2 separate regions of the Homo sapiens genome follow, and region 2 is linked to region 1. A link is a contact called in ENCODE Hi-C data. All regions are on one chromosome and are shown on one strand. Each heading gives the region's core, a stretch centred on a gene start or an enhancer-like site at or near the end of the contact. The rest is flanking DNA. Distances are from core to core; before and after follow the strand shown. Region 1 has its middle 180 kb from the start of ADGRA3. Region 2 has its middle 100 kb from the start of MIR573.

Evidence for each region. A loop is a pair of places that touch in the nucleus more often than their neighbours do. Pooled maps may share reads with other maps.
Region 2: a map of CD8-positive, alpha-beta T cell shows a loop between it and region 1 (26-fold over the local background). The contact joins two enhancer-like sites. A Hi-C loop is called at or near these places in 2 of 168 maps with a recorded cell type or tissue (CD8-positive, alpha-beta T cell and PC-9), 3 of 37 single-sample maps with no recorded cell type and 9 of 50 pooled maps.

The regions. Positions count from the first base shown.
Region 1 is chr4:22,693,871-22,699,236 of GRCh38, reverse strand. It overlaps the pseudogene GBA3. Among named protein-coding and RNA genes, the nearest start is that of ADGRA3, 180 kb to the right of the region's middle. Within about 2 kb of position 3,161, at least 2 of the 41 ENCODE cell types and tissues checked have a DNase peak (open chromatin) inside an H3K27ac peak, as active enhancers do.
Region 2 is chr4:24,413,570-24,419,088 of GRCh38, reverse strand. It overlaps a transcript of PPARGC1A not described here. Among named protein-coding and RNA genes, the nearest start is that of MIR573, 100 kb to the left of the region's middle. RefSeq lists an enhancer at 5,232-5,519. Within about 2 kb of position 1,713, at least 2 of the 41 ENCODE cell types and tissues checked have a DNase peak (open chromatin) inside an H3K27ac peak, as active enhancers do.

The DNA.
Region 1 (5,366 bases), core at 1,912-4,411:
TTATGGTGGGATCATTTGAAATTTATTTTCTTAACAAATTTGAAACATACTATATTATTAACTACATAGTTAATAATTTTTTGAGATGCAATAGATCTCAAAAAAAATTTTTTTTCTCCTATCTGACTGAGGTTTTTTACCCTCTGATCATTATCTCCCAAGATTCCCCCACCCGCTAGCTATGTAACCACTATTCTCTTCTCTGCTTCTATGAGTTTGATTGTTTTAGATTCTACATGTAAGTGAGAACATGCAGTATTTTCTTTCTGTGCCTGTCTTATTTCACTTAGCATAATGTCCTCCAGGCTCATCCACATTGTCTCAAAGGACAGAATTTCCTTTTTTTTAAGGCTGAATAGTTTTCCATTGTGTATATATTCCACATACTCTTTATCCATTCATTTGTTTATGGACACTTAAAATTGATTCCAATATAGATATTGTGAATAGTGCTGAAATGAATATGGAAATACAGACATCTCTTTTACAAACTGATTTCAAATCTTTGGGGTAAATACCCAGATGTGAGATTGCTGGATCAGGAACTTAATTTTTTTAATTAGCATTATTAAAGAGATTTGAGAGGTGACAACATCCAGAAAATAAAATATGTCTCCTGAAACAGAAGCAATTAAATAATTCATTCCTAAAAATTAGAAATATGAGTGCCAAAAATAAATATTCAATAGAGGAGTTGAAAAATAGAATGAATTCAGCTAAAGTCCAAACACAGTTAAAGTATCGTCATTTGGAATAAAAAGTTGAAGAAATTAATCAAGATCCAAAGAAGCACAAAATGTAAGAAAAAGGTCTCCAACATTCATCCAATGAAATTTTTTAAAAAGAGAGAGAGATCAGCATTAGGAATTTGCAAGTGAGAAATTGGAGACTTAGAGAAGTTAAATAATTAAACTGTCTAGTAGTCTATAAACAGAGTCCAATATATTTTAGATGTGTCCCCCTCCTAAGCCCAAGGTTGAAATTCAATCAATACATCTAAATGTGGCCTTGGTAGTTGTGTATGGCTGACGTCCACTCTGACCGGTCAATCCAAATGTCAGTCTAGTCTATGCCTACTATTTATAGTTGGCATCTGATTGGTGAGCATGGCGAGTATATTTGTTGATTAATATTTGAATATCATCCCTCTCTAAGCCTGTACTCTTCCAATGATGCCTACATCATTAATTTCATGGTACAATGAAAAAGGAGGGCAATATTTGATATTTTTGTGAATTTCAAATTTGAAACTGGGGGAAAGAAATAAGAATGGTTTCTGTCATGTCAACTTTTAAGCTATGATAAATTTCATGGGTAAATGCCCACTTCTCTGCTCCCTGTTTCCTTACATACCAAGAAATAAATGACCATGCTTTAAGTCTGCTTCCCTTCCGTCTTTCTTAGGTGGTCCAGACAAGGAGCATATCTGTCTGGATATTCCTCTTCTTGAAGAGTACCAAGAGCAGCCAAGAGATCAAGTCTCAGACTGCGATGTTTAATCCATGGGATTTGGCAGAAAATAGAGACCAAGACACACAGTTAAAATCCGTTGAGTGAAGAAAGCAATCAGGAAGTGGTCTTAGAGAAATATGGGGCTTGTGCTGACATTTACAACGAGTAGATGAAGTGTGTCTCCAGCTTAGGTTTGTGTGAATCAGTTGAGTTTTTTTAAAAAAAGGACCAAAGAAAAAACAGCCTATATAGAAACACCATAAACTCAACTTATAACCAAAAAATACAGCTGCCATGTTCTTTTTCCAATTTTTTAAGGGAACACACACATGCACACACACACACACACACACAAATGTCTTAACTACAAGAATCCACCTTTAACGTATGGCAAATAGAGATGGCCAAAGTCTGAGGCAATCCCCAATTTCTGCCGACATAAAACCAAAGTCAAACTTAAAATCAACTGTTATATTAGAGTAATATCAAGGATTCACAATGGCATTCCTAAAACTGAGAACTTTGGCTCCTTAAAAACCACAAACTCAGATCCCACTAGGAAGCATTAACAGAGTAGTTTAGACTTTGCTTAGGATTTGTGGGATTTTGCAAAGCATGTTCGCTCCTTAAGAGCCTTCCCTGAAATCACCGGGAGTTAGAAGCTCATAAGAACTGTAGAATTGGGTCCTCAATGTCATTTTCATATCTCTTCCGTGGCCTACCATCAAAGTAAACAAAATGCCACGGAGCTACCTGATGTTTTTGCACCTCACGTTCCCTCCAGCCAAACACAGAGGACAGAGTCAGCTTCACAAGGGGTTAAAAATCATGGGAATTTTTCTCTACTTAAAAACATTGCGGGAGACTCACTTCTGTATGTACGATGATTTTTTGCACTTTCTTCCCTGCCTCTTAGTCTAACAAATACATTTTTTAGGTTTTACATGGTTCTTTACAACTCACCTAAAACACATAATTTTCCTCCTGCTTATACCATTTATTTATTATTTATTTATTAGATTCGTATTGTGCTTTCTTCCAAAAGGCTCAAGGCACCATGCAGTCAACTCTTATGTAATAACATTAAACTCTTCTATAAGACCATAAACAGTGAAATAGCCAGAGGAGAGGAAGAAAGGATCTGAACAAGGACAGGACAAAGGAAAGGCCGTGATTCCGGCAAAATACGCAACCAAGTAGTCAATGTGTTAGGAGACCTGGTGATAAGGCCCAGTCCCTGCCCCTCTCAGTGGGGCCCACCTGCAAAGACCCTGACAGTATTTTCTATATGGAGACAAAATATCTCCATTTTCGCAGTGAGGGTGAGGGAGAGTATGCTAGTTATTCTTCAGGGATTTCAAGAGAGTATCTGAAAACAAATATACCAATACAGACAACTGTATTTTGAAATACAGTGGAAAGAGAGACAGTAGAAAGAGATACGTGGTAATGTTTTATAACAAATCTTTAAAAGTGTTAGATTTTTTTACAAATACAATTCAGGCTCAGTCCTCAGCTCTGCTGAGTGTCTCCTGACTTCCAATGCATCTACAGACCTTCCAAGGCCAGGGCAGCACAAAACTGCAAAGATTATCAAAATCAAAAAGAGACAGGCTGTTCTCGGCTTTAAATCCAAGCCATGCTGATTTGATAAAGCCACGAGTGAACTTCCTGCACTGTAATCCAGTCGATGGTGGGAGAAATGGTTAAACAGTAACTCTCCTGGCAACTGCTGGTGAAGTAGTCAAGCATGAGCAAGGAGGGAATAGATTCTAACTAGCAGTCCAAACAAGAAATGACCATTCCCACTAAATGGAGTAGACAGTGTAACTCTCCTTCTCTCAGAGTGCAAGAGAATACAGCCAGGAGAAAGAAAAATAATAATAGTATTGGCATTAATATTAGTATTTGGTGAGCACTACATGGGGGCACTCTTATACCACAGTTACATATGCTTACCTCTTCAGTCCCTAGAACCAATCTACAGAGAGAGTATGACTATGTTTCAAATTTCACAAATAAGAAAACTGAGGCTTAAATATATTATTTGCCCAAAGTCACTCTGCTAGTAAGTGCTTGAGCTAAAATTCACACACAGCACAAAAGGATCAGGAAGAGCTCCTAGGGTGGAAAGCAAGCAAGCATGCAAAAGTTATGCTGTGAGTTGACAAAGATAGCAGGCTGATGGCTCTTGGCAGAGCATGATGGATCAAGTACCCTACCTAGTAAACTATAGATAGTTAACAGCAGGTTAGAGGCCACAAATAAAGACCTCAAAATATGGCAGAAGCAAGCCTAAGTCCGAAGAGCATAGGACAAACTGGCTCCAAGCAGACAGAAGAGATGCAACAGTATTGAGATCATGTGAAGAGAGGAGCTCAGAATGGGCCAGTTAATGTTACCTCCAGGTCCTAAGTGGGCAGGAACTCAAAGTTAGTAGTTGAAACCCACTCTATTGTCTTGTATAACTGCATATTTATGCCAAGTTAACTGTAGAGTTCCATAGTGAATCATTCTTTGTAATCCTTTTGTGATCCTCCCAGATATGAATATGATGCATCGAGCACTCACTAAATGCCAAGTACTTAACACACATTATCTTATTTAAACCTCATAGCTGTGCTACACAGGAGACACCATAATAATCTCCATCTTACAGGTGAGGAGGCACAGAGAAGATGAGTCATTTGGACAAAGTCACAAATCTAGTAAAAGGAGAGATGGAATCCAAGTCTAAAGAGTCTTCCCCCAAAGCTCATCTTAATAATCACCAATGCTATGTTGCTTCTAGAATCTGATTCTATTTACACCATTCTGGTGCTCTACCATGCTTTCTCGGATTTTTCCGACCTCTCTTTTGAGACGGAAACTAACAAAGATCATTGCTTTTGTTTTTATTCCCAGAGGGTCAGCCTATTCAGTCACCCTCTACAACAAAGTGGAAATTATCTGGAAGAAGATGAAAGAAGATCCCATGTAGCGAAAAAGGTGGCATGGAATCTCAGCCAACCAGGACACTGTCAGACGTTCCTTTAAAAGAGCCTTGTATCACAGATCATATATGTGCAATAATATACATAATCCCCCAGTGGGAGATGTCTTCTACATGGCAGTTATCACAACTGTGTAGTAAAGATTCCTCCTTCCCATTCTAGAGGATGGGGAAATAGCAATTGAAGCTAGGAATCACAGGCAGCATGGGTTGTACCAGGATCAACTTGTCCTGTTTCTTTGTCTAGAAAGATCTCCCCATATTCAAATGGCAGTCTCCTCCTCATACCTTAAGTTTAGACGGAATGATGCTAGTTCACAAAGATCCTCCTTGATGACCCATCCTGAAGAACTGGTTTTCACGTGACCCTTTCCCACAACATCCTATTATCACCATAGCACTTACCATAGCAGTCATTATTTCATTGATTGATTGACTTGTTTTTCTCGGTGTATAAGTTTTCTAGGGGTGCTGTAACAAAGTGCCACAAAATGAAAGCCTTGAACAACAGAAATGTATTCTCTCACAGTTCTAGAGGCTGGAGTTCCAAAATCAAGGTGTCAGCAGGCTCATGGACCCCCAAGTCTCTAGGTAAAATCCCTCTTGCCTCTTTCTAATTTTTAGTGGCGACTATTGCTCCTTAGCTTACTGTAACATTCCAATCTCTCTCTCACACACGGTGTTCTCCTTGTCTCTTTGTCCAATTTTTCTTCTTTCAAATTTCCAAATTTCTCAGTGTCCAAATTTCCTTCTTTTTAGGACACCGGTCATATTGGATTGCATATCTGCCCTACTCCAGTATGATCTCATCTTAACTTGGCTAATTACATCCTCCAGTGGCCAATTCTGGCTTCTAGAACCGTAAGAGGATAAATTTATGTTGTTTAAGCCCCACAGTTTATGATATTTTATTATGGCAATC
Region 2 (5,519 bases), core at 464-2,963, 1.7 Mb before region 1:
GAAACAATCATTATCCAAAAGTATTTTTTTTCCTTTTTGAATAGAAGCTAAGTATTTGAAACCTAGACACCTTACTATTGTCCCAGAGAAGAAAAGAAACCAACAAAGAATCTACTAAGAGTGTCAAAGAGTGAAAACTGAATAACAGCTACACAAGTTACTCTGAAAATAACAAGAATTCTGGCAGATGATTAGCAAAAATATTTCCTAAATAGTGAAAGATGAGGAATTGACTGACATTGAGGTGTGTCTGGTGAAATTAAATTTGCTGTTAAGTGACTTGAAAAGAAATGTGTGGAGGGTATGTTGGTAATTAAATCAGCAAACAATGGGATTCATAATGAAAATGGTAATAGCTATGTTTATAGAGGTCCTGCTATGTTCCAGGCATTTTTGTATAATTACTTAATCTTTAGAATAGATCTTTGAAATGGGTATGATCAAACTCTTTGGCACATAAGTAAATGATAGTGTAGCTAGGTTCATACCTGGCCTGGGTTCTAACACCTTTAAAAGCTCTAATTAGAATTAGGTCTGTTAGAGTCTAACACTTGTGTCTCGGTGTTTAGAAAATGACTTGATAATGGAACATAAAGGCAAAGAGAATGTCTGTGTTGCTTCTCATTGCATCTCCAGGACCTGCCATAGTGCTTGGCTGGCTCATGTAGGACTTCAGTATACATTTGTTCTACCCATAGATAAATGCCAGAGAGCTGGAAGATTCCATGGTGTTTAATTAGAACACTAGTTAACGCTTGATGTAGCGAATGTAATAACAGCTTTAGATGTGGATGGCCCTCTGTTGCTTAGAAGAACTGGAATACACTTTATTTCAGCTCACTCAACCTCAGACGCCAAGTTCTATGGGGTGGGGAATATCATTGAATTTTACGAAACAAAGAAGCTGGAACTCTGGAGTTAAGGAAGCTTCCCATGGTGGCTGCACTTGTTGAGTTCAGGTTTTCTCACTTTAGATTTAAGGGTTTTTAAGGCAGCTCCAAGTTCACAAAAGCCCACACAATTTTTTATTAATTAAAATGACATATAATGAATAATATTCTTATTATTTTTATGTATATATAATAAATATTCTTACAGAAAAAACAAAATAAATAGTCTGATGGTGGAGGGTTAGTCTTATAGCCATATAGAAGTCATTTCACTTTAAAAAGTATGTTTTTGAACTTTTACCTGCAGTTTTTATTTGAGAAAAATTAGAAGGTACAGATGAGCAAAATGAAATATGCAACCACTCATCTTTCCTTTTAGAAATTTATATCATCTATAAATTTTTTCTATACATATATGTTATAAAAAGATCATGTTTTATAATTTGCTTCTGAACTCAATATAATGTATACATCTTTATGTGTCGACAAATTATTTCTACATTGTAACCTTTAATGGCTGCAAAGTGACCTGCTAGATGAACATATCAATTTATGTAACCAATACCTTGTTGCTGGACATTTGGGTTGTTTCCAGACTTTTGCTATAATAAAGCAATATTACAACAAGCATCCTTCAATGTGTATCTTTGTGCAATTAATCTTGACCCATTGTTTTATAGGGGAATTTACATACACCCAGAGAGGTTGTGAAATTTACTTGCTAGGCAGAACTTGGACCAGATTTCAGGGCTCTCAAATCACTGACAACTGTTTTTCTGCTTCATCAGTGAGGTTTCAAAACCTATCTGGTGGCTGTGGCCATTTCTTCCCAGGGGAAGGAAGGGATTCTTGGCATGTGCTGGGAGTTGTTCCTCAACAGAACTGAGTTACCCCTACAAAAGAAAAGTCAAGTTTAAGAAAAACAAACTGGAGAAGGTGATTTGACTGCTTTAATACTGTTAATAGAACTCCCTCTTTAAACTCTTTTCTTCCTTTTCCTCTGTAACTTTACATTCTGTTTCCTCCCTGCTTCTCTGATCTTCCTTTCTTCTTTCACTTCCTCCCTAACTCCCTTCCAACTCTCCTTCCTTTCCTACCAGTTGTCACTGTTACTTGAGTTCCTATCCCCAAATTTCTCCTTTTCCACTCTTTCCCTTTTTTTTTTTTTTGAGATGGAATCTCGCTCTGTTGCCTAGGCTGGAGTGCAATGGTGTGATCTCGGCTCACTGCAACCTCCGCCTCCTGGTTTAAGCGATTCTCCTGCCTCAGCCTCCCGAGTAGCTGGGATTACAGGCAGACGCCACCATGCCTGGCTAATTTTTGTATTTTTAGTAGAGACGGGGTTTGGCCATGTTGGCCAGGCTGGTCTCAAACTCCTCACCTCAGGTGATCCAAATGCCTCAGCCTCCAAAAGTGCCGGGATTACAGGCGTGAGCCACTGTGCCAAGCCATGTTTCCCTGTTTTTAATGGCTTCATCTATCACTTCCAGACACATGACTCCCAAATCTAAAACTTCAATCCTGATGCCTCTCCCACGGGCCAGTTCCATGCTTCCTATCGACAGTTAGATATTTGCGTTCCTGGGCCCAGGACTTCTAATTAAAGCTTCTCATTTCCACAGCCAGAGTCTTGAGTCACCTGATCCCTTCGCCTAGTCTCACACATCTTGCCAAGTGCAGTCAGGTCTTTGTCTCTGGCCCTCAGCCCTTCTCTCCCATTCCCACTGCCTATGCCCTAATTCTGGCACTCCTGACCTCTTGCCTGGACTATTGCAGTAGCCTCTCACATGGTCCCGTGCCTCTCTTTTCTCCCTGGCAAATTCATTTTGCACAGGCTTGGCACATTTATCTTTTGAGGTCACTGCTTTGATTGATCCACACTGTATACTAAATAGATTACAAAGCTGTTAGCCTGGCCTTCAAGAGTCTTTGTAATTTGACCTTAAGCTACCTTCTTAGTCCCATCTACCCTGGTTCTCTAGCATAAGACATTGTGCTTCCGTGTGTCTGGACTTCTTGAAACTTCTTTAACACACTTGCCTCGTAACTGGCTCTGAGCCTTTCTTGGATCACTTCCTGGGCCTGAATTGCCTGTATCCATCTGCATTTTAAGGTCTTAAAACACGATTACCACCTCTTCCATGAAGCCTTTCCTGATTCCTTAAGCCCAAGGTAATTTTTAAAAAATTAATCACGACCCCTTGCTGGCAGTACAAAACATCCATTGTAGCTATTCATGTACATGTTTTATGTCCCACTGTACATTTTAATCTCCTCATGGGTAGGAGCTTGTATCTTTCTCAAATCCCTGCAATCTCACTCCTCAACCTTAGTATAAGTGTTATCCCCATACCAGATTCTCCAAAAACTATTTGTGAATAAATAATTTTAGATTTAAAACATTTTACATAAATTTATAACTAATACAGAATATTTGCAGTATACAGCAAAATTACGACGAACATCTCTGAATATGTAATTAAGAACTCTCTGTTCTTCAAGCAAAACAAACTTTATATGTATTCGTAATTGCCATTACTTATCAAACCCTCTTCTTTCTCAGTGTTCTGGCAACACATACAAATGGGATTCAGAAATAACTTCTCAGAAGGTCAGTAGAGTTGGCTGGAAAGGTCTGCTTTTGTAAGTGGGAACCCTTTTCTTGTCCTTAAAATATACTCTGCCCCATCCCCTCTAGAAGAAAGGTCACAAGACTAGAATCAAAACCTTTGGCCTCTGCTACTTATAAACTGGTATTACCCTGGGCCACTTCTCTCATTTGTAACATAAGGTTGCCTACTATGTTACTTAAGAATTGCTGTGTGGCTATTGGTAATAGACATTTGATATGGTGGCTTGAAAATGGAATGATTTATTTTTCTTTCTTATAAATAAAGTCTGGAGATAGTCCCTAGCTCCACAACTATCGATGACCCCAGCTCCTCTTCTCTGTTTTGCCCCTTAGTGTGTGGCTTTCTTTTCTTTTCTTTCTTTCTTTCCTTTTTTTTTTTGACAGAGTCTCACTCTGTCACCCAGGCTGGAGTGCAGTGGTGCGATCTTGGCTCACTGCAACCTCTACCTCTGGAGTTCAAGTGATTCTCATGCCTCAGCTTCCCAAGTAGCTGGGATTACAGGTGCATGCCACTGCACTCAGCTAATTTTTCTATTTTTAGTAGAGACGGGGTTTCACCATATTGGCCAGGCTGGTCTTGAGCTCCTGGCCTCAAGTGATCCACCTGCCTCGGCCTCCCAAAGTGTTGGGATTACAGGCATGAGCCACCATGTCCGGCCATGGTTTTCATCATCAAGGTCAGCCTCATAGACCAATATGGCTGCTTGTGCTCTAGCCATCATGTCAGCATTCCAGCAAGAAGGAAGAAGGGTGCAAGGCCACCCCCTCCTCCTGAATAATCTCTCTTCAAGCAGTTTTAAAACAAATTATCCAGAAGTTGTACCTAACAACTTTGGCTTAGAGCTGGTGCACAGTGCTTCTCAGCACCAGCTGCATACTTGAAACACAAGGGGGCTTTAAAAAAGTACCTATATTGGGCCTCACTGCAAACAAATTAAATCAGAATGTCTATGGTTGGGGTCAGGACTCAGTATTTTTAAATGACCCCAGGGGATCCAATTGGATTGTCGAGACTGGGGACCACTGAACTAGGGTGATCATATAATTTATCATCTAAATGGGGCTGTTCAGAGTGAAAGGAGCATAAACCAGGCTTATCCCAGGTGAACCTAGAGGTACGGTGACTCTAATTATAGTTCATCCTTTGCCCCTATCTATCAGGTGGCTGGACACATAATTTTCTACTGCTACTGCTCTGGAAGGAGAAAAAGAAGAGAATAAAAGATATTGGTTAGGCACCCACTATTCCTTTCCATTTCATTCTCATTTAATTCTGCCCAAAAGCAAATGTACCCAGGCTTTTGGGCAAAATTAAATGAGATAAATGTACATGAAATCGCTTTGTAATCTGCAATGTTTCAAAGCTATGTTTATAAATAATATCATCATAATTTAGCACAAATAAGTACATGTGATGGCTAGAAGGAACCCAGTTTGGATCCTGTAGCTTGTGTTTGATTAATTTAGTGCTTTATGGTAATTAACAAATGCTTACTGGGAGACAGTGTCTCATGGTGGTTTCAGAGCATGGGCTTTGGAGACCGACAACCGTGGGTTCGAGTCTCACTTTTGCTTTTTACCAGCCTTGTCATTTGACTTCTCAAAATCTCCTTTTCAAAATCCCGGTAGTATTTCTTGACTCAAGGGGTTGTTGTAAGGATTAAAGACATTTAACATATGGGAAGGATCTAATCTGGGGCCTGGCATATCGCAAGCATTCAGTGACTGGCCTCTCATTATCATTTATAAGATTACTTTGGGGGATGCTGAGAAAAGGTCATCTTTTCTGCTTTTCAAGAGCTTAAAATATCAGGGTCTTCTCAGGCTGATGTTGGGCAAGAGATCTTTCTCCTCTCCTCTCCAGCTGCGAAGCCAGCAGCGGAAAGAAGGAATTGCAGATTCAAACGGTCTTCTTGTTTCCCATGGCTCCTTTCCTAAATGATCCCTACCCCCCCACAAGGATCTGGGTTAAAATACCAGTGGGGATCCCAGCCGGC